Linked DNA regions of Homo sapiens: region 1 is linked to region 2. The links are chromatin loops, found by intact Hi-C in ENCODE. Cell type or tissue: B cell. All regions are shown on one strand. Each heading gives the region's core, and the rest is flanking DNA. Links, peaks and the distances in the headings are about the cores only.

Evidence for each region. A loop is a pair of places that touch in the nucleus more often than their neighbours do. Peaks named below come from ENCODE experiments on the same cell type or tissue, not always from the same donor. Only the 100,000 strongest peaks of a DNase experiment are listed, where the experiment ranks them.
Region 1: a loop joins it to region 2, with 4 times the contacts of the local background. A loop is called at or near these places in 5 of 110 quality-filtered maps.

The regions. Positions count from the first base shown.
Region 1 is chr16:90,003,949-90,013,303 of GRCh38, forward strand. DBNDD1 (dysbindin domain containing 1) reads right to left here. Exons shown (of 4, transcript NM_001042610.3): 2 at 5,336-5,482; 3 at 4,836-4,976; 4 at 923-2,544. The coding sequence ends at 2,387. Among named protein-coding and RNA genes, the nearest start is that of DBNDD1, 11 kb to the right of the region's middle. RefSeq lists an enhancer at 3,644-3,813. In B cell, for the core only: no CTCF peak of the experiment used is centred there; DNase peaks (open chromatin) are centred at 2,730, 3,853, 4,983, 7,160 and 1 weaker place; H3K4me3 peaks cover 1,220 bases; H3K27ac peaks cover 1,212 bases.
Region 2 is chr16:89,949,452-89,958,806 of GRCh38, forward strand. It overlaps DEF8 (differentially expressed in FDCP 8 homolog), which reads left to right. Exons shown (of 13, transcript NM_001242818.2): 2 at 1-62; 3 at 4,792-4,925; 4 at 5,718-5,815; 5 at 8,060-8,209. The coding sequence starts at 4,802. It overlaps SNORA119 (small nucleolar RNA, H/ACA box 119), which reads left to right and starts at 3,926; the gene lies at 3,926-4,069. RefSeq lists an enhancer at 4,372-4,661. In B cell, for the core only: no CTCF peak of the experiment used is centred there; DNase peaks (open chromatin) are centred at 4,660 and 7,340; H3K4me3 peaks cover 1,880 bases; H3K27ac peaks cover 1,827 bases.

The DNA.
Region 1 (9,355 bases), core at 920-8,919, 55 kb after region 2:
CTCCCCCGGCCCGGGCCACCTTTACGTGCACGTGGGGCGGGACTTCTGTGACTCCCTCCCCTGGCCCGGGCCACCTTTACGTGCACGTGGGGCGGGACTTCTTTGACTCCCTCCCCCGGCCCGGGCCACCTTTACGTGCACGTGGGGCGGGACTTCTGTGACTCCCTCCCCTGGCCCGGGCCACCTTTACGTGCACGTGGGGCGGGACTTCTGTGACTCCCTCCCCTGGCCCGGGCCACCTTTACGTGCACGTGGGGTGGGACTTCTGTGACTCCCTCCCCTGGCCCGGGCCACCTTTACGTGCACGTGGGGTGGGACTTCTGTGACTCCCTCCCCTGGCCCGGGCCACCTTTACGTGCACGTGGGGCGGGACTTCTGTGACTCCCTCCCCTGGCCCGGGCCACCTTTACGTGCACGTGGGGCGGGACTTCTGTGACTCCCTCCCCTGGCCCGGGCCACCTTTACGTGCACGTGGGGCGGGACTTCTGTGACTCCCTCCCCTGGCCCGGGCTACCTTTACGTGCACGTGGGGTGGGACTTCTGTAACTCCCTCCCCTGGCCCAGGCCACCTTTACGTGCAACGTGGGGCGGGACTTCTGTGACTCCCTCCCCCAGCCTGGGCTACCTTTACATGCACGTGGGGTGGGACTTCTGTGACTCCCTCCCCCAGCCTGGGCTACCTTTACGTGCACGTGGGGCGGGACTTTCACTTCTTTAATGATTCCTTCTGTTGTGTGACTTTGGGACTGGAAATCCAGGTCACTCATCCCCCACATGTGACCCAAGTGAGCACAGCAGAGCCCTCAGGCTGCTGCAGCTGGAGAATGGTCCGGGCACGGAGCCCAGGGCAGCTCAGCTCACAACCCCTCAGCAGGCACCTCGTTCACTCTGCTATTGGAAAGGAAGAGACTGTGGCCAGGCCTTCGAATGCGCAGTGATGCTTTAATCCCCCTGTTTGCAAACGAGCTCTGTGGAAGCTCAGCAGGAAGGATGGAAAGATGGGGAGGAAGACCCTGGCGGGTGGAAGTGTGGCCAGGGACACAAGGCTGCCCTTATGGGACTGAAAGAGAAAGCTGCTGGGCTCTGTGTGACTGGAAACCAGGGAAGGAGACCTGGCTGAGGCAGGAACTGGGTTTGCCAGCAGTGCGGAGGGGCAGCGGGTGGCTCAGAAGTGGGAGCAGGTACACAGAAGGAGCTCAGGGCATGCCTGGGGCATCTCCAAAGCTCTGCTGAGAGTGAAGGCCAGGAGCCTGTTTTCCTTCCCCAGAAGTGTGCTCATGGGAAATGGGGCAGGGGGCAGGCTGGCTTGGGGATGGAAAGTAAGCTTACACTTTGATATTAAACTCATTCTTTGACTTGCTGTCAGGCAAGAAGCCCATTCTGTGAGCTTCAGCATATAAGCATTGGGAGGGTGTGAGCTGGGGCTCCCAGACACCCCCAGAGCAGAGGGAGCAGGGCCTGTCAGCCTCCTCTGCTGCTCCTGGACAGAGACCCACGGGGTCCCATGGGCTCCAAACCTGCCCAGCAAGTTTAAGGGCCGTGGGCAGGCCTTGTAGCCGGGCAATGGGATGTGAGCAGAAACGAGAATGTGGCCTAGCAGTGGGTGCAGGACAAGGAGAGGTGAACCCCACCCCGAGAGCATTCCGGGAGGTGTCATCAAGTCTCTTAGGCAGTCTGGTGATATTTGGTGTTCTGAGCTAAGGAGGGAATGGACTTGTCTGTCACGCAGGGGCCAAGAGAAGCAGGTGCAGGTCTTAGAGCTGAGCCTTGGGGAGGGGACCCTAGTGAGACAGCGCCTCCGTGGAGTAGAAGAAGGGGCAGGATGGAAATCAAGGTGGGAATTTTGGGGCCGCTTCTCCATGTGTGCTTTGCTGGACAGCACATTGTCCCATTAGCCACTACCAAACCCGCCTCTGGCTTCTGAGCTTGGCAGCACAGGAAAACGCGGAGGTTGGAGCACCCCCAGGAGTTCCTGGAGTGGCTGTCACAGGCCTGGGTCCCCTTCACCCCAAGGCCGCCGTGGGCCACTCCATTCCTCAGCACGTTCCTGGCAGTGACTCCGTGACGCTGTCTTCCTGACTCGGGGCCCAGGAACGAGCTGGACGTAAGGCCACTGGGCTGTGCTTGTGCTGGGGCTCCCAGAGGCATCCGGGGGCCCCGTGTGTCCCCCAGGAAAGCCGGCTGGTCTCCAAGTGAGGCGAAGACCCGTGCCCAGCAGACAAGGCCGGTCTCGGGGCTGGCAGAGAGCTGCCCCCAGGGTGTGTGTCAGGAGGTGACGGCTGGAGCCTCGTGGGCGGGTGAAGTGTGTCTGCTGGGTCAGCACTGCCCAGATCTGCCATCGTGTTCGGACCCCATCCCTGCAGGAGCTGGGGCAGGTGGAGATGGTCTAGTCCTCCTGGGGCCTCTCCACAGTGAGAAACGTGTCCAGGACTGTGGCCTGCCGCTCGGGGTCGCCTAGGGGCTGCTTCTCGTGGCTCTGCTCAGCCCTTGTCCTCGTCCAGGAAGGGGAGCGCAGGTAGCCGGCCCGGGGCAGCGGGTGCAGACCTAGGGGCATGCGGGAAGGGGAACTCGGTGTGGCTGAGAGGCCTGGGTGGATGCTGCGGAGCTCCAGGTGCCGCCGGCCTCCTGCGCCACTCCTGCCAATGCTCTGCACCAGCCCCCTGCACCAGGCATGCACACATCTACCTCTAACGGGAGGCCCCCACCACACACTGGCCCCACCAGAGAGGTGGATGTTGTGGTCTGGGTGGGGCCTGGGCAGGGTCTTTTCTGGTGCTCCCCGGAGTCACTGTATAGTCTAGGCTGAGCCTCTCCTGTTTGGTCATTAAGTGACCCTGGTGGGGCCTCCCTAAACTGTTCCCCCCGCAGGTGTCCCACCTCAGCCAACCACCCTCCATGAGCCCTGCAGGCCTCTTGGAGCCTCTGCCCCATCATGGGCCTTGTGTGTCCCCGGCCTCTTGGAGCCTCTGCCCCATCATGGGCCTTGTGTGTCCCCGGCCTCTTGGAGCCTCTGCCCCATCATGGGCCTTGTGAGTCCCCGGTGCAGGCTCTGTGGGGCTGGGGATTCGGGTGGGCTGGAGTCTGAGCCCCTCACTCCACCTCCCCAGCCACAACAGCCATGCCTGGGCTCACGGGCTGGGTGGGAAGGGTTGCCGCCAACATGGAGCTGGTGGGAACTGGCCAGGGTCAGGCAATGGCCTTGTCCTGGAGGTGAGCTGGGGGCTGACTCATGAGGCCCCATTCCCTCCCAGACACCTGGGGCTGCAGCAGCCTGGGACACACAGGCCGACACCCCTTCCTGACAACTCCAGGAACCATGGGAGCAGCTGGCCACCGGCAGGAGTCACAGTGGGGCTGGTCCTTTTAATGAGGTCCTGAGTGGCCTGGGGGGTTGGGAAGCAGAGGCTGGGCCAAACTGTCCCATGCGGAGAAGGCTCGGCCCTGATGCTCTCACAGTTACTGAAGTTCACACAGGTCACGTCAGTGTCCTTCACTGGTCACTGTCAGAGACTGAGGACGCGCTGTCGCATCCTCATGAGTCCTGTGCTCTCGTCACGGCTTAGGAAGGAGACACGACAATGGCCGTGCTGGGGGCCCTGCTCGGCAGTGTGAGGACACTGGAGCTGCCTTCAGGCCAATGGCAACGCTCCCGTGGGAATCAGAGGAAGTTAAGTGAGCTGAGGAGGGGCCCGGGCTGGTGACCACCCCCACCTTTCGTTCTTGGCCCATTTTATGATGAAAATTCACATTCATTAAATTCTGCTTTTGAGGGGACAGTGGCTTTAGCCGTCTGTTGCTCACTTGAAAAGTAAAGTTTTAAGCAGCTGTGACGGGGAAGTTGCTTCAAGTTGGGCAGATAGCAGCGTGGTGAAATGAAGTGCTGAGGGATTCTTGCTAAAACACACGCACACCTCCCAGGACTTCCCAAGGGGCCTCAGCCCACCACCCACACCTCCCAGGACGTCCCAAGGGGCCTCACCCCCCAAACACACCTCCCAGGACTTCCCAAGGGGCCTCACCCCCCAAACACACCTCCCAGGACGTCCCAAGGGGCCTCACCCCCCAAACACACCTCCCAGGACGTCCCAAGGGGCCTCAGCCCACCACACACACCTCCCAGGACGTCCCAAGGGGCCTCAGCCCACCACACACACCTCCCAGGACGTCCCAAGGGGCCTCAGCCCACCACGCACACCTCCCAGGACGTCCCAAGGGGCCTCAGCCCACCACCCACACCTCCCAGGATGTCCCAAGGGGCCTCACCCCCCAAACACACCTCCCAGGACTTCCCAAGGGGCCTCAGCCCACCACCCACACCTCCCAGGACGTCCCAAGGGGCCTCACCCCCCAAACACACCTCCCAGGACTTCCCAAGGGGCCTCAGCCCACCACGCACACCTCCCAGGACTTCCCAAGGGGCCTCAGCCCACCACCCACACCTCCCAGGACGTCCCAAGGGGCCTCAGCCCACCACCCACACCTCCCAGGATGTCCCAAGGGGCCTCACCCCCCAAACACACCTCCCAGGACTTCCCAAGGGGCCTCAGCCCACCACCCACACCTCCCAGGACGTCCCAAGGGGCCTCACCCCCCAAACACACCTCCCAGGACTTCCCAAGGGGCCTCAGCCCACCACGCACACCTCTCAGGACTTCCCAAGGGGCCTCAGCCCACCACCCACACCTCCCAGGACGTCCCAAGGGGCCTCACCCCCCAAACACACCTCCCAGGACGTCCCAAGGGCCCTCAGCCCACCACACACACCTCCCAGGACTTCCCAAGGGGCCTCAGCCCACCAGGCACACCTCCCAGCCCAGCCCTGATGCCGGCCTCACCTGCTGGGGACTCGGTGTTGAGGTTCTCGTCGTCCGAGTCAGCAAAGACCTCGGCCAGCTCCTGGTCCGACATGTCGGTGAGCTCAGTGAGGTCCAGGAGGTCGAAGTGGACCTCCAGAGAGGAGACGCTGCTCAGAGGCTCTGAGGGCAGAGGGGGTACAGTCAGCCCTCAGGCCCTCCCACAAGGCTGCTCAGAGCCCCGGGGGTCTAGGAGAGAGTGTGCTGTGTCCTCCCACAAGGCTGTGGGTGAACCACAGCTTCCTGCAAAGCCCACACCGGCAGGATCTGATGAGTGTTGCGTATACTCATGACTAGAAGGCTTTCACTTGACAGATGGTGCAGCTGAGGCTCAGAGAACCAGAGCTGCAAGAGCCTAGCACACAGCGCCGGACCTAGACCCCCCAGGGAGTGTTTGGACAGGAGGTGGACCCTGCTGCCTTGTCTCTTGGGGGAGCTCACGGGGTCCCCATAGCGTGCGCTGGGCAGGGAGCAGTACTTACGCCTCCTCTCCGTGACCTGCAGGAGCCCCGGTGCTGGTACTGGGATGCCCCCGACCTCCTCCTCCACAGGCGTGTGGCCATTGTCCCCTGTCCCCTGGGCTGGGACGCCCAGCGCAGCCTGCGGCACCTCAGCCTCCTTAACGATCTCTGCATCCAAAGACACAGTGTCACCTTGAGATCCACAGGGCTCCCACATCCCCCCAGGACGCGGGGCTGGGTGTGAGGACTTGGCACATCCAGTCCTTTGAAACTCTGGGCAGTGACCAGCAGGTGATGGGATGGCTGGGCTTGTGGCCTCATGCCTGGACCCAGACAAGGGGTTGAGGGGCTTCAAGGAGGCTGCTCCTTCCCCTTGGGCCCTGGCCTCCCCTAGTGAACAAGGAATCTGAGATCCAGATCACCTTTGGTACGCAAGCACCCATGAAAGCCGACCATGCAGGCGTGGAAGTCCCACCAGGGCCCGCGTGGCTGCATTCCAGTGCCGTCCTGGCCTCTGATTTCTAGCTCGGCCCAGGGTCCCCTGAAGGATCGCCCATGGATTTCCATGTCCAGCCTCTTGGTCCCCTTCAAACCAGAACAGCCCCTCTCCACTGTGGACTGACTTTTCCTTTTAAAAACTGATGTCGTATTTGAGTTCAGAATAATACATTCTCATTAAATGAAAGTTACAAACCAGGAGGAATAGGCAGGCCTGCCATTCTGTGATCCCTTAGCCACCAACCATGCCTCACAGTTGAGCAAATATTCTTCCAGGTTTCTCCCATGTTTATTTATTTTTTTTAGATGGAGTCTCGCTCTGTCACCCAGGCTGGAGTGCAGTGGTGCAATCTCGGCTCACTGCAACCTCTGCCCCTTGGGTTTGAGCGATTCTCCTGCCTCATCCCCCTGAGTAGATGGGATTACAGGCATGCACCAGCACGCCCGGCTAATTTTTGTATTTTTAGTAGAGACGGGGTTTCACCATGTTGGCCAGGCTGAACTCCTGACCTCAGGTGATCCGCCCGCCTCAGCCTCCCAAAGTGCTAGGATTACAAGGTGTGAGCCACCGAGCCTGGCCTCATTTTTTTTCACAAACGTAACTACCTTTTTTTTTTTTTTTTTTTGAGACAGAGTCTCGCTCTGTCACCAGGCTGGAGTGCAGTGGCGCGATCTCGGCTCATTGCAGTCTCCACCTCACGGGTTCAAGCGATTCTCCTGCCTCAGCCTCCTTAGTAGCTGGGACTACAGGTGCCCGCCACCACACCCAGCTAATTTTTTTTTTTTTTTTTTGTATTTTTACTCGTGATCCACCCGCCTTGGCCTCCCAAAGTGCTGAGATTATAGGCATGAGCCACCGTGCCTGGCCCAACTGTTTCTTTTATATACTTAACAATTGTTTTGTCAGATGAGAGCAGGAGGCCCCTTGGCTGCTGACCCAAAGCCGGGGACATTGGCGAGTCTTATGTCCATCCCTCCACAGATCCCCTCAGCCCCTCCTCAGCTGCTCACCCTCTCATCCAGGGCCACGCCGTCCTAGCGGCCACCTCACTTGCCTCAGGCAGCCAGTGAGTCCTGTTAGTCAGAGTCAGGCCTGTCCCTGGGTGCATGCCCCCCTTTGGCCCTAGGCCCTGTGGGTCTATCTCTCAGGGAAGAGACAAAGCGCTGGCTTCCTTCCCCCCACCCATTGCCCCTGCAGGAACCTGTTTCCAGATGGCCCTCCTTCCCTCAGCTGCTTCCTGGACCCTGCATGGCAGGGGCCTTCTGGGGACACCAGCACCTCCCACCTGAGTGGGTGCCCAGCGCACGCTTGTCAGATGGATAGGTGCCTTCCCGTTGCTGCCAGCAGCACCCTGAGGACCCTGTGGGGTATTTTTGGCAGCCCCCAGCGGTGAGCACTGATCGTAGCTGGGTGTGCTTGAAGCCGAGGGGAGCAGCTGCTGCCATGAGGCTCTTGCTGAGGGGGCTGCAGCTGGGGTTCACAGCGCCAGCAGCTGCCTGTGAGGGGTGGGCCTGTCCTCCCCCGTGGCACTAGCTGGCAGCCTAGATACTGCCAGGTGGGCCTGGAGCGTCCGTCCCGGTGCACCCCCACCCCTCCCCAGCAGAGCCAAGGGAGCTGAGGCCCGCAGGTGCCCGGCCTCCTGAGTGAGGGGCACCGGTGCAGGGCTGGGAGGTCCCCAGTGGCTTAAGAGCTGGGCAGTGTGGTTGTGGGCAGGTGGCCTGGCAGCGAGCCGAGTGTTAGGCTGTGCCTGGGGGCAGCCCTGTGGCCTGACAGTGTCCCCTCGCCCCGTCGGCCGTGTGGTCATTCTGTGTGGCCCACCTGCCTCCTGTCTGAGAAGCCGAGTGCTGTGTCATGGCATGGCCCGTTTCAGGCCTGGGGGTTGGGCGGGCTGGACGGGGCTCTCGCGGAATCTGGTTTCCACCTTTCCACTGGCATCTGGAATGAGGTTTCTGAGCATCCTAAAGGGTCAAGTTACTGGTGTCCTGGCCCACCCCCAAGCCCAGCAGGGATACCTCTCCGCCCAGAGGGCACAGGGGACAGGGGGTGAGATGTGGACTCTGTTCTAAGGCTGTGAGCAGGGGGACCTCCCGGACACCAGCAGGAAGAAGCCTGCTTGACCATTGTCCATAGCGCTGAGGGGGTGCCCAGGAGAGGGGACTCCAGGAGACCCAGCCTGGCCCTTGGGCCCTTCCTCAAGGAGAGACAGTGTAGACCAAAGCCCCAGGCCCCCGCCCACAGTGTGTTCATGTCCTGCTGGACTGTGCTGTGGTCACAATTCCAAAATGCTTCCACACAGCTCAGAGCAGTGGCCGTGGCTGCAGAGGGCGTAGCCCTGTCCTAGCCTCGAGTCTCAGGAGGGTGCTGCAGCCGGCCCTGAGGGTGCGGCAGGGGCCTCAGACCTGCCAGGTCCAGGACAGAGCAGGCGCTGTCCCTCTGGCATGGCTGACCCAGAGCCCTGAGAGCAGGTACGAGTGGGGAACCAAGGTGCAGGGATGTACGTCACCGGCCAGGAGGCCCTGCTCTCAGGATCCCCAGCTGAGGAAGGCTACAGGGGCTCTTACCTCCCCAGGTTTACAGGCCAGGCATGAACTCCATGGACACCCTTACCCCAGAGCAGCACTCTGGGGTGTAGCTGTCAGCTCCACCTCTGTCCCTCCCCGCCCCTCCTTCTGTCCTGAGGGGCACCCCCTCCTCTCCTCTCTCTTTTTTTTTTTTGAGATGGAGTTTCGTTCTTGTTGCCCAGGCTGGAGTGCAATGGCGTGATCTTGGCTCATCAAAACCTCCGCCTCCTGGGTTCAAGCGATTCTCCTGCGTCAGCCTTCCGAGTAGCTGGGATTACAGGCATGAGCCACCATGCCCAGCTAATTCTGTATTTTTAGTAGAGATGGGGTTTCTCCATGTTGGTCAGGCTGGTCTCAAACTCCTGACCTCAGGTGATCCGTCTGCCTCGGCCTCCCAAAGTGCTGGCATTACAGGCATGAGCCACCGCACCTGGCCTCTCTCTCTCAAGAGACAAGGTCTCACTGTTGCCCAGGCTGGAGTGCAGTGGTAAAACCATAGCTCACTGCAGCCTCAACCTCTTGGGCTCAAGCGATCCTCCCACTTCAGCCTCCTGAGTAGCTGGGACCACCACTCCTGGCTAATTAAAATTTTTTTGGTAGAGACAGGGTCTTGCCATGTTGCCCAGGCTGGTCTCGAACTCCTGGGTTCAAGCGATCATACACCCTGGCCTCCCACCCCCTCCTCTCTGGCAGCCCCCTAATATCAAGGAAACCTGGGGCCAGAGTAGTTCTGCAGAGAATCTCTGGGGACAGCACCCTCAGAGGCAGGTGGGGCAGGTGGTTCTGTGTTAATAATGACAGCTAGGTGTGGTGGTGCACACCTGTGTGGCAGCTACTCGGGAAGCTGAGGCAGGAGGTCCGCCTGAAACCCAGGAAGTCAAGAATGCAGTGAGCTGTGATCGTGCCATCCAGCTTGAGCAACAGAGCGAAACCTTGCCTTAAAAAAAAAAAAAAAAAAAAAGACAGTGGCTTATGGTTTTC
Region 2 (9,355 bases), core at 685-8,684:
GCAGCCCTAGAGGAATGGCCATCCTGTCCCTGCGAGCCCCTGGGCCCTGGCAGGCGATGCAGGTATGGGCAGACAGGACGCTGTTGACTCCGCACACCGGGGTGACTTCTCAGGTTCTCGGGGTGGCAGCTGCAGTGATGACACCGCTTCCTGGTGGTCACGCCGCGGGCAGGACGCGGGAGGCCAGGTCCGTGCATCCCGCGTGTCCTGAGCTTCGGCCCAGGGTCCCTCCGTGCCCCGGAACCCCGCCGGCTTTCTTCGGCTTCCTTTCATTGCTAAGTTGTGGGGTCCTCCCCGATGAGAGCAGTGGGCTCTAGAGGAGGGGCAGGGGGTGGCCAGACCTCTTGCTTTCACTCTTCCACTTCCTGCCCGCTCCTTTCTGAGGCCAAGTCCCACATCTGGGTGCAGAACTGGTGGGGTGAGCCTGGTGAGAGGGGCAGGCTGGCGTTCTGCTCAGAGTCGGCCACTGTGGCCGGCATCCCCAGGTCTGTGTGAGCAGAAGCTAAGGCTGCGAGGCCAGCGGCCTCCCCTCATTCATCCCCTGCCCGTGCGCCAGGCCTGGGGCTGGCACTGACTGTCAGTAAATAGGCAAATAAAAGATGCCTTTTTTCACAGCCCGGAGGAGAGCTGGTAGCCTAGAGTACAGCTGCTGGGCAGAACGGAGGTGTCCCTGCCAGCGTGCCTTCCTTGACGCTCCTCTGGCCATGTTTTAAACACCAGGAGGTTTCCAGCGGCTTCCCCAGGCGTAGCTCCTGCACCTTTTTCCTGGGCTGGTCACCATATGTGATGACAGTGCCAGTCTGTTCTGAGCAGCTCTGGGCTCCTGGCTTCACTGACATCATAAACAAGTCCTTAGCCCTTCCATCCACCCCAGAAAGTAGGTGTTCCCCCTGATTTATAGGCAAGACAATGGAGAACCAGAGTCTAAATCAGGGCTGATTTTTTTTTTTTTTTTGAGATGGAGTTTTGCTGTGTTGCCTAGGCTGGAGTGCAGTGGCACAATCTCGGCTCACTGCAACCTCCACCTCCCGTGTTCAAGTGATTCTCCTGCCTCAGCTTCCCAAGTAGCTGGATTACAGGCATGCACCACCATGCCCAGCTAATTTGTTTGTGTTTTTAGTACAGACGGGGTTTCACCATGTTGGTCAGGCTGGTTTGAACTCTTGACCTCAAATGATCCACCCGCCTCAGCCTCCCAAAGTGAGCCACCACACACCGGCCATGATTCTTAAAAATAACAGTAATAGGCCAGGCATGGTAGCTCACACCTATAATCCCAGCAATTTGGGAGGCAGAGGCAGGAGGGTTGCTTGAAGCCAGGAGTTTGAGACCAGCCTGGGCATCAGAGTGAGACTCCGTCTCTACAAAAAGTTAAAAAAAATTAGCTGAGTGTGGTGGCACACACTGGAGTTCCAGCTACTTGGGAGGCTAATATGGGAGGACCCCTTCAGCCCAGGAGTTTGAGGCTGCAGTGAGCTGTGATCGCACCACTGCACTCCAGCTCGGGTGACAGAGCAACACCCTGTCTCAAAAAAAAGTAATAATGATAAATTATAATCAATATTTATTGGGTGCTTACTATGTGCCGGCCAGTGTTCTCTGAACTTAGTATTAACTACTTTAATCTTGACAATAACCCTGTATGGTACTATTGTAATCCCCATTTGAGACATGGGAGAATGGAGGCAGAGAAACGTTTATCCACTTACCCAAGGTCACACAGCTAGGAGCTAGCAGAGTTGGGATTCAAGCTGGACGTGTCTGTCTTGTTACCATGAAACTATTGGGATCATCAGTCAGAATCTTTTCTTTTTTTTTTTTCTGAGATGGAGTCTCACTCTGTCACCCAAGCTGGAGTGCAGTGGCTCAATCTCGGCTCACCTCCTGGGTTCAAGCGATTCTCCTGCCTCAGCCTCCCAAGTAGCTGGGATTACAGATGCCCACCACCACGCCCGGCTAATTTTTGTATTTTTGGTAGAGACGGGGTTTCACCAGGTTGGCCAGGCTGGTCTCGAACTGCTCACCTCAGGTGATCAGCCCACTTCTGCTTCCCAAAGTGCTGGGATTACAGGCGTGAGCCACCGAGCTGGGTCTTTCAGTCAGAATCTACTTTGGCCGCAAGAGACAAAAACCTCCCCTATAACACTGGTGGGAATATCGTATTTCTCTCACTTGAATGAAGTCTGGCTGTGAGCAGCTTAGGGCTCAGGTGCAGTCCCCTGCAATCACGTCACTCTCCCCAGTGTGGCTATTCCAGCTGCAGCCTTTACATCTGCATTCCAGGCAGCAGGAGGCAGGGATGGCTGAAGAGGGGCAGCCCCTACCTTTAAGGACAATTCTCAGAAGTCTTTTCTTTTTTCTCATATGTATGTATACACACACACACATATATATGTATATACACACACATACATATTTATGTAAAAAAGATTTTTTTTTTTTTTGATATGGAGTCTCGCTCTGTTGCCCAGGCTGGAGTGCAGTGGTGCGTTCTCGGCTCACTGCAAGCTCCGCTTCCTGGGTTCACGCTATTCTGCTGCCTCAGCCTCCCGAGTAGCTGGGGCTACAGGCGCCTGCCACCACACCTGGCTAATTTTTTGTATTTCTAGTAGAGACAGGGTTTCAATGTGTTAGCCAGGATGGTTTCGATCTCCTGACCTGGTGATCCGCCCGCCTCGGCCTCCCAATGTGCTGGGATTACAGGCGTGAGCCACGGCGCCCAGCCCATATTTGTATAAAATTTAATAGAGATAGGGCCTCATTGCATTGGGCCTGGCCGGATGCCGTCCTCCTGCCTTGGCCTTCCAGAGTGCTGGGATTATAGGTGTGAGCTACCACGCCCGGCCCATTACTGTTGTTTTCAGATAGCCCTGATTTAGTCTCTGGTTCTCCCTTTTCTTGCCTATAAATCAGGGAGAACACGTACTTCCTGGGGTGGATGGAAGGGCTAAGCACTTGGGTATGTCAGTGAAGCCAGGAGCCCAGAGCTGCTCAGATCTGCCTGATCTTCTCAAGCCGAGGGGGTCAGAACAGTCACTTTACCAGGTCTAGCTGCTGGGGAGGCTGGGAAATTATGTGACAAACAAAAATGAGGCTCCTCATTCAGGAAGAAGGAGGAGTGATGTTGGGATGGCCTGATTTCTCCTGTGTCCTGGGTGCTCCCTGGGAGACTGGGGAGGTGCTGGCATCGGGTGGCCGCCTCTGACTCTGTGACCCACCCACAGTCATCAGGTAATAAGAGAAGGAGGTGGGACTGGGGCCCACTCACGTTCCCTGTGTCTTCCCCGTGCCTCCCTGTTGGGGTCCACGGGCAGCCTGTCCATGGGTGCTTTGTCCTTTCAGGCTGGCGTGCAGGTGCCCAACCCACACTCCTGCCCCACAGGCACAACAGGCAGGACAGGCCCCATAGGTGGTGTGGAGTCTTGCCCAGTTGCAGGGCAGCCATGTGGGGTTGGGGTGGCCTCCTTATCCCACTGCCAGTGAGGCAATTAGTTCAAATCCCAGTTCTTCCAGGCCACAGTGTGACCCTGAGCAGGGCCGTCCCCTCTGGGCTCAGCTCTCTTTCTTTTGGGAGAAGAGACAGAGGATAAATCATAGGATTGATTATTATAATTGTGAATTATTTCAGACTGTAGCAGGTGTAGTGAAAGCATAACTAACACTGTAGCAGGTGTAGTGAAAGCATAACTAACACTGTTGCAGTTACTGAACAACTTTAAAAAGACATCTCCGACTTTCTATAACATCAACAGACCTTACAGCGAGCTTACTTTGTGCTCAGTCTCTGTTAACTCATTTCACCCTCACAATGGCCCATTACGGATGGGGAAATGGAGGCAGAGAGGCTAAGGAATGTGGCCCAGGAAGTTAAGTGGGAGGGCTGGATGCCAACTGCCTCTACTCCCACCCCAACCAAAGTCCCTTCCTCCCTGCCAGGAGCCATCAGCCCTGTGTGTTCTGCAGTGTTCTGAGCCTCCGGGTGGGGAAAGAGCAATTCTTGATCCTGAGCTTCTGCCACGTGGAGAACTAGGCCCTTCCGGCCTGTTTCCTGGGTTCCTGAGGCACAGAGCCGTGGGCCTGGTTCAGGTCGTGTTGCTCATCACAGGATCAGAACCCAGGCCAGAGAGCCTGGATGCATTTGTAGGGGGCTTCTCTGTGTGCTGGCAGGGAATCCTCCCAAGATCCCCTGCTCCTGGGCATGGGGAAGGTGGGCCCTGCTCACTCACCTGTGGCAGAGCAGGAATGGGCCCTGGAACTGTCCCCAAGTGTCCAACCCTAAGTCCTGAGACAGGGGCTGTGGTTTCAGGGTGCTCTGACAAGAAAGCACCTTTGCTTGGGGCCCAGGAAGGAGGAACCCATTTCTGAGAGGTGTGTCTCACATAGCAGGTGGATAGCAAGCTAGAGCGGGGCTGAGTGAGTATCTGGGGCTGAGGCCCAGAGAGGATCCCATAGGTAGCTCTAGGGCTGGAGCTCTGCAACATTGGGCAAGAGGACCCTGTGCTGGGAGGCAGGGAGCTTGGGCCCCTCAGATGGGCCACGTGCCCTCGTGGGACCCTCATTGTCACCGTGAGCTCTTTCCAAGGGGACGCCACCAGTGGGGGCCTGGGCAGGAGGCAGCTGAGGTGTTTCAGGAAAAGGCTGAAGATCAAGGCTGTGGTGTGAGGACTACCCACTTTAGGGAAGTGAAAGAGGCCAGCCTCACCCCAGACACCCCAGTGTGGTTGGGGAAAGGGGGTGGTCCGTGGTGAGCCTGGTACCTGGGGACTCATCCTGGCCCTGCCTGGCCCTCAGGTGGGATGCTATGGAATATGATGAGAAGCTGGCCCGTTTCCGGCAGGCCCACCTCAACCCCTTCAACAAGCAGTCTGGGCCGAGACAGCATGAGCAGGGCCCTGGGGAGGAGGTCCCGGACGTCACTCCTGAAGGTGGGTGCTGGTGGGAGTCAGGGTGGGAGCTGGGCAGGTCTCTGACTGCTTACGTGGACCCCTCCTTTCTTCCTGCCGCGTCCTGCGCAGCCCTGGCTTTCCCACGGAGCCGGCACCTGCTGGCTGTGTTCTTTTTCCCATCTCTTCTGTGGTCGTGTGGTTTGTTTCTGTGTCCCCACTAGAATTCACATTCCTGAGGGCAAGATTTGTGCCTGACCCATCACTGCTGCATCCTAGGGCCCAGCACATAGTAGGTGCTCAGGGAACACTTGCTGAGTGCGGTCAGCGCTGAGACCTGGTAAGGGAGAGGTTAGCCGAGGGAACGTGCTCTGGGCGTCAGGGTGGCATGAGCTTTAGAAACTGCAGATGAGGTCATCAGGGAGTGCTTGGAGCGGGGCAGCTGCAGAGACGGCCTGGAGTCGACACTGGGGTTCGTGGATTTTGCTGTGTAGCCATGCAGTGGTTTTTCTCTCGCCCCCGTGGTCACGCATGAGGTGTCCACCTTAGAAATGGGATGTCTCTATAATGCTGTCTTGAGGACTTTTGGCACCGAGTGTCATTCCACCTCCTCATTTTGAGTGGCTCTTTCCTGTCTACACAAGGCTGTGGGCTCCTCTGTGAATGCAGACTGGACGGTGTGCAGATCTGAGTGGTGCCCAGCTCTCACGGTGCCTCCTTTCTGTGCGGCTTCCTGAATCCCTTTCCCACTCCTGGCTATCTCAGCTCCTCCCTAGGGGATGGGAGGCAGGAGGTAGCAGCTGACGCTCCACACCTGTCCCCGTCTTCCTCCAGAGGCCCTGCCTGAGCTGCCCCCTGGGGAGCCGGAATTCCGCTGCCCTGAACGCGTGATGGATCTCGGCCTGTCTGAGGACCACTTCTCCCGCCCTGTGGTAAGGTTTTAGATCTCGGAGGGGAGAGGGACTGAGGGAACCCCCAAGGCAGGAAGGGCCAGGGTTTCCTTGTCACTCCCTCCCAGGTGGCAGGGCAGTGTCCTGTGAGCTGGGGTACAGTCTCACTCCATTGTCAGGCTCAGCAGCCCCCACCTCAGCCAGGGCTCCTGGCTTCGAATCTGAGGCCTGCATGACACCACAGACCCCCACCCTCAGAGCCTGAGTGAAGGCAGGTGGAGAGAGCCTGGGATTGGGGTTCATGAACCTGGGGCTGCTTCTGTCCCCTGAGCTCCATGTCTTCATGAAGCAAATGTGCAGAGAATAGATTCCCTCTGGGGTCCTTGAGGTCCTGTACACTTGCCGAGAGTCAGGGTGTGGGAGGCAAGGGGAAGCCCCTTGTCTGCCTCGTACTGACCAGTCGGTATTACAGGGCCACTCTTGTTTGTTCCGTGTTTTGTTCCATGGAAGCCTTGTGTTGAAGAAGAAAAGGGGGAGGATATAATGATTTTTTTAAAAAAGTTTGAGGCCGGGCGCGGTGGCTCACGCCTGTAATCCCAGCACTTTGGGAGGCTGAGGCGGGCGGATCACGAGGTCAGGAGATGGAGACCATCCTGGCTAACACGGTGAAACCCCGTCTCTACTAAAAAATGCAAAAAATCAGCCGGGCGTGGTGGCACATGCCTGTAGTCCCAGCTACTCGGGAGGCTGAGGTAGGAGAATGATGTGAACCTAGGAGGCAGAGTTTGCAGTGAGCCGAGACTGCGCCACTGCACTCCAGCCTGGGTGACAGAGTGAGACTCCGTCTCAAAGAAAAAAAAAGTTTGAAAACCTTTTATTTTTATGCAAACCATCTCCAACTTTTGAGGGAAACATTACGGCAACATTCAAATGTAACTTTGAAAGGATTTGGGCCAGACGTGGTGGCTCACGCCTGTAATCCAGCACTTTGGGAGGCCGAGGCGGGCGGATCGTGAGGTCAGGAGTTCGAGACCAGCCTGACCAACATGCTGAAACCCCGTCTCTACTAAAAATACAAAAAAAAATTTAGCCGGGCATAGTGGAGCGCCCCTGTAGTCCCAGCTACTCAGGAGGCTGAGGCAGGAGAATCGCTTGAACCCGGGAGGTGGAGGTTGCAGTGAGCCGAGATCGTGCCGCTGCACTCCAGCCTGGGCGACAGAGACTCCGTCTGAAAAAAAAAAAAAGAGGGAGAGACTTCATATATTTGTTTCGTATCTTATTTTTTTTCCTTTTTCTTGAGATAAGGTCTCGCTCTGTTGCCCCCGCTGTGAAGTGCAGTGGCGCAATCATGGCTCACTGCAGCCTCGACCTCCTGAGCCCAAGCGATCCTCCCACCTCAGCTTCCTGATTAGCTGAGACTACAGGTGTGCACTACAATGCTCAGATAATTTTTCATTTTTTTTTTATAGACACGGGGTCTCGCTCTGTTGCCCAGGCTAGTCTAAAGCTCCTGAGCTCAAGTGATCCACCCACCTCGGCCTCCCAAAGTGCTAGCATTATAGGTGTGACCCACTGCACTCAGCTTGTTTTGTATATTACAACATTTTGAGCACTTCCTTTGGGCCACAGGCTGAGCTGCAAGGGGGAGGGGAGGGTGCCACCTCCCCTTTGCCTGGGTCTCAGAGCCCAGCAGCCTGGAGGAGGAGGATGGCTCCTGAGGGCGGGGTCCAGGCTCCCCAGCACTGAGACCTGATCCTGTCTTCCCCGGGATCCCCAGAGTGTTCTGAGTCTGGGGCCTTGCTGGGCCGTGAGCCCCCTGGTCGCTATGTGGCGAAAGCAACCAGAAGTGCTGGGGCTGGCTCTCGGCATGTGCTTGGGCTTGGCAGTCAAGCTCGAGGCCACTTACTGTCCTTCATGACAGCAAATGTCCTTTCCCTAGCTTTCCTCCAAGAGGAAGCTCTTCAGAAGGAAGTGAAGTGACATAACAAAAAAGCATCTGGATTTCTCAAAGAAGGAAGTTGTCTTTTGAAAAGCAACTTTCAAACATTAGGTTTTCAGAGGTCTGTGGGCAGGCAGGTCAGGCTAGGAGCACGCAGCACCGGGTGGACCTTGACCGTGCTGCCACCTTTCCTGCCCTGGAGCAAGTCCTCGGTGCCCTCTGGGTTGAGTTTCCTTCTCTGGGTGAGGGGTGTCGGGGTCTGCTCTGGGCCTGTCTCGGCGGATGGGCCTTAACAGGGAGCTCCTGCAGGATGGGCCTTTGACTGCCCCCGCCCCCAACCTGGGCAGGGTCTGTTCCTGGCCTCTGACGTCCAGCAGCTGCGGCAGGCGATCGAGGAGTGCAAGCAGGTGATTCTGGAGCTGCCCGAGCAGTCGGAGAAGCAGAAGGATGCCGTGGTGCGACTCATCCACCTCCGGCTGAAGCTCCAGGAGCTGAAGGTGGGTGTGGGGCCGCCCCGCCGTGGGGCAGCCTGGGGCCGAGGCCAGAACTGTGGAACTAGGAGGACCCTGCCAGCCTCTGGCTCTCTCTCAGGCGGTGGTCTCTCTCTCGGCCTCAGGGGCTGAGGTAGAAGGGCACGAGACAGGCAGGGTGGAAGACGGGCCCTCACCCCACTGCGGGAGGTTTCCCTATTAGCCTAGACCCTCCTGTTGCAAGGAACAGAAACTCAACCCTGAGTAGCTTAAGCCAAAAAGAAAAATGTATTTGCTTGGTGACTGGAAGATCCTCCAGTGTCAGGAATCTTGCTCTCTTCCAACTCGACTTCCTGTGTCTGATCCAGCCTCAGGCAGGCCTTCCCTGTGCGGTGGCAGAGACGGTCCCGGCAACCACATCTTGCTTTCCAGGAGCTGAGCCTCCCTGTGCAGATGACAGCTGCCTTTTCACAGTGGTTATAGCAGGAACCTCAGGCCTGACTTTCATTGGCCAGTCCTGACCGGATGACAGTGGCTGACTGGCCAGTTCTGGGTCATGTGCCCACCCCTGACCCAATGACAGTGGCCGATTGGCTAGTTCTGGGCTGTGTGCCCGCCCACTGACCCAATGACGGTGGCCGATTGGCTAGTTCTGGGCTGTGTGCCCACCCACTGAAGCAAGCGGGTGGGCTAAGTAAGTTCCTCCCTGAGTGAGCCACATGGACAAGGACGGGTGGTGTCTTGAAGGTGACAACAAAAGAAGGTGGTGGGTCCCAGGCCACAGATGTTCCTGATGCAGTCCTTGGGTCTGTGTGTGCTTTGGCCTGGCTGCCCTGTGTCCCCTGTGCTGATTCAGGTATCCCTGGGAATGTAGAAAGTAGAATATTCATGAGGAAACAGGTAAATTGGTGGTAAGAAAAAAAAACCCCAAAACATAGTGGCTTAGAGAAGATGTGTTCGTTTCCTCACGTAAAAATCCCATAGGTGGTCTGGGGCCTCTATGACAGCTAATGGTGTTGGGGAGGGCCTCCTTTTCCATTGCCCTGCACCTAACCGGCAAAAAGCAGGAGGGGCAGAGAGGCCGGGTCGCTCCCGCTCACATGCCCATGGCCCGGTGCAATCCCACACAGCCCCTCGCTGCAAGGGATGCTGGGAAAGGTCGCAAGGGATGCT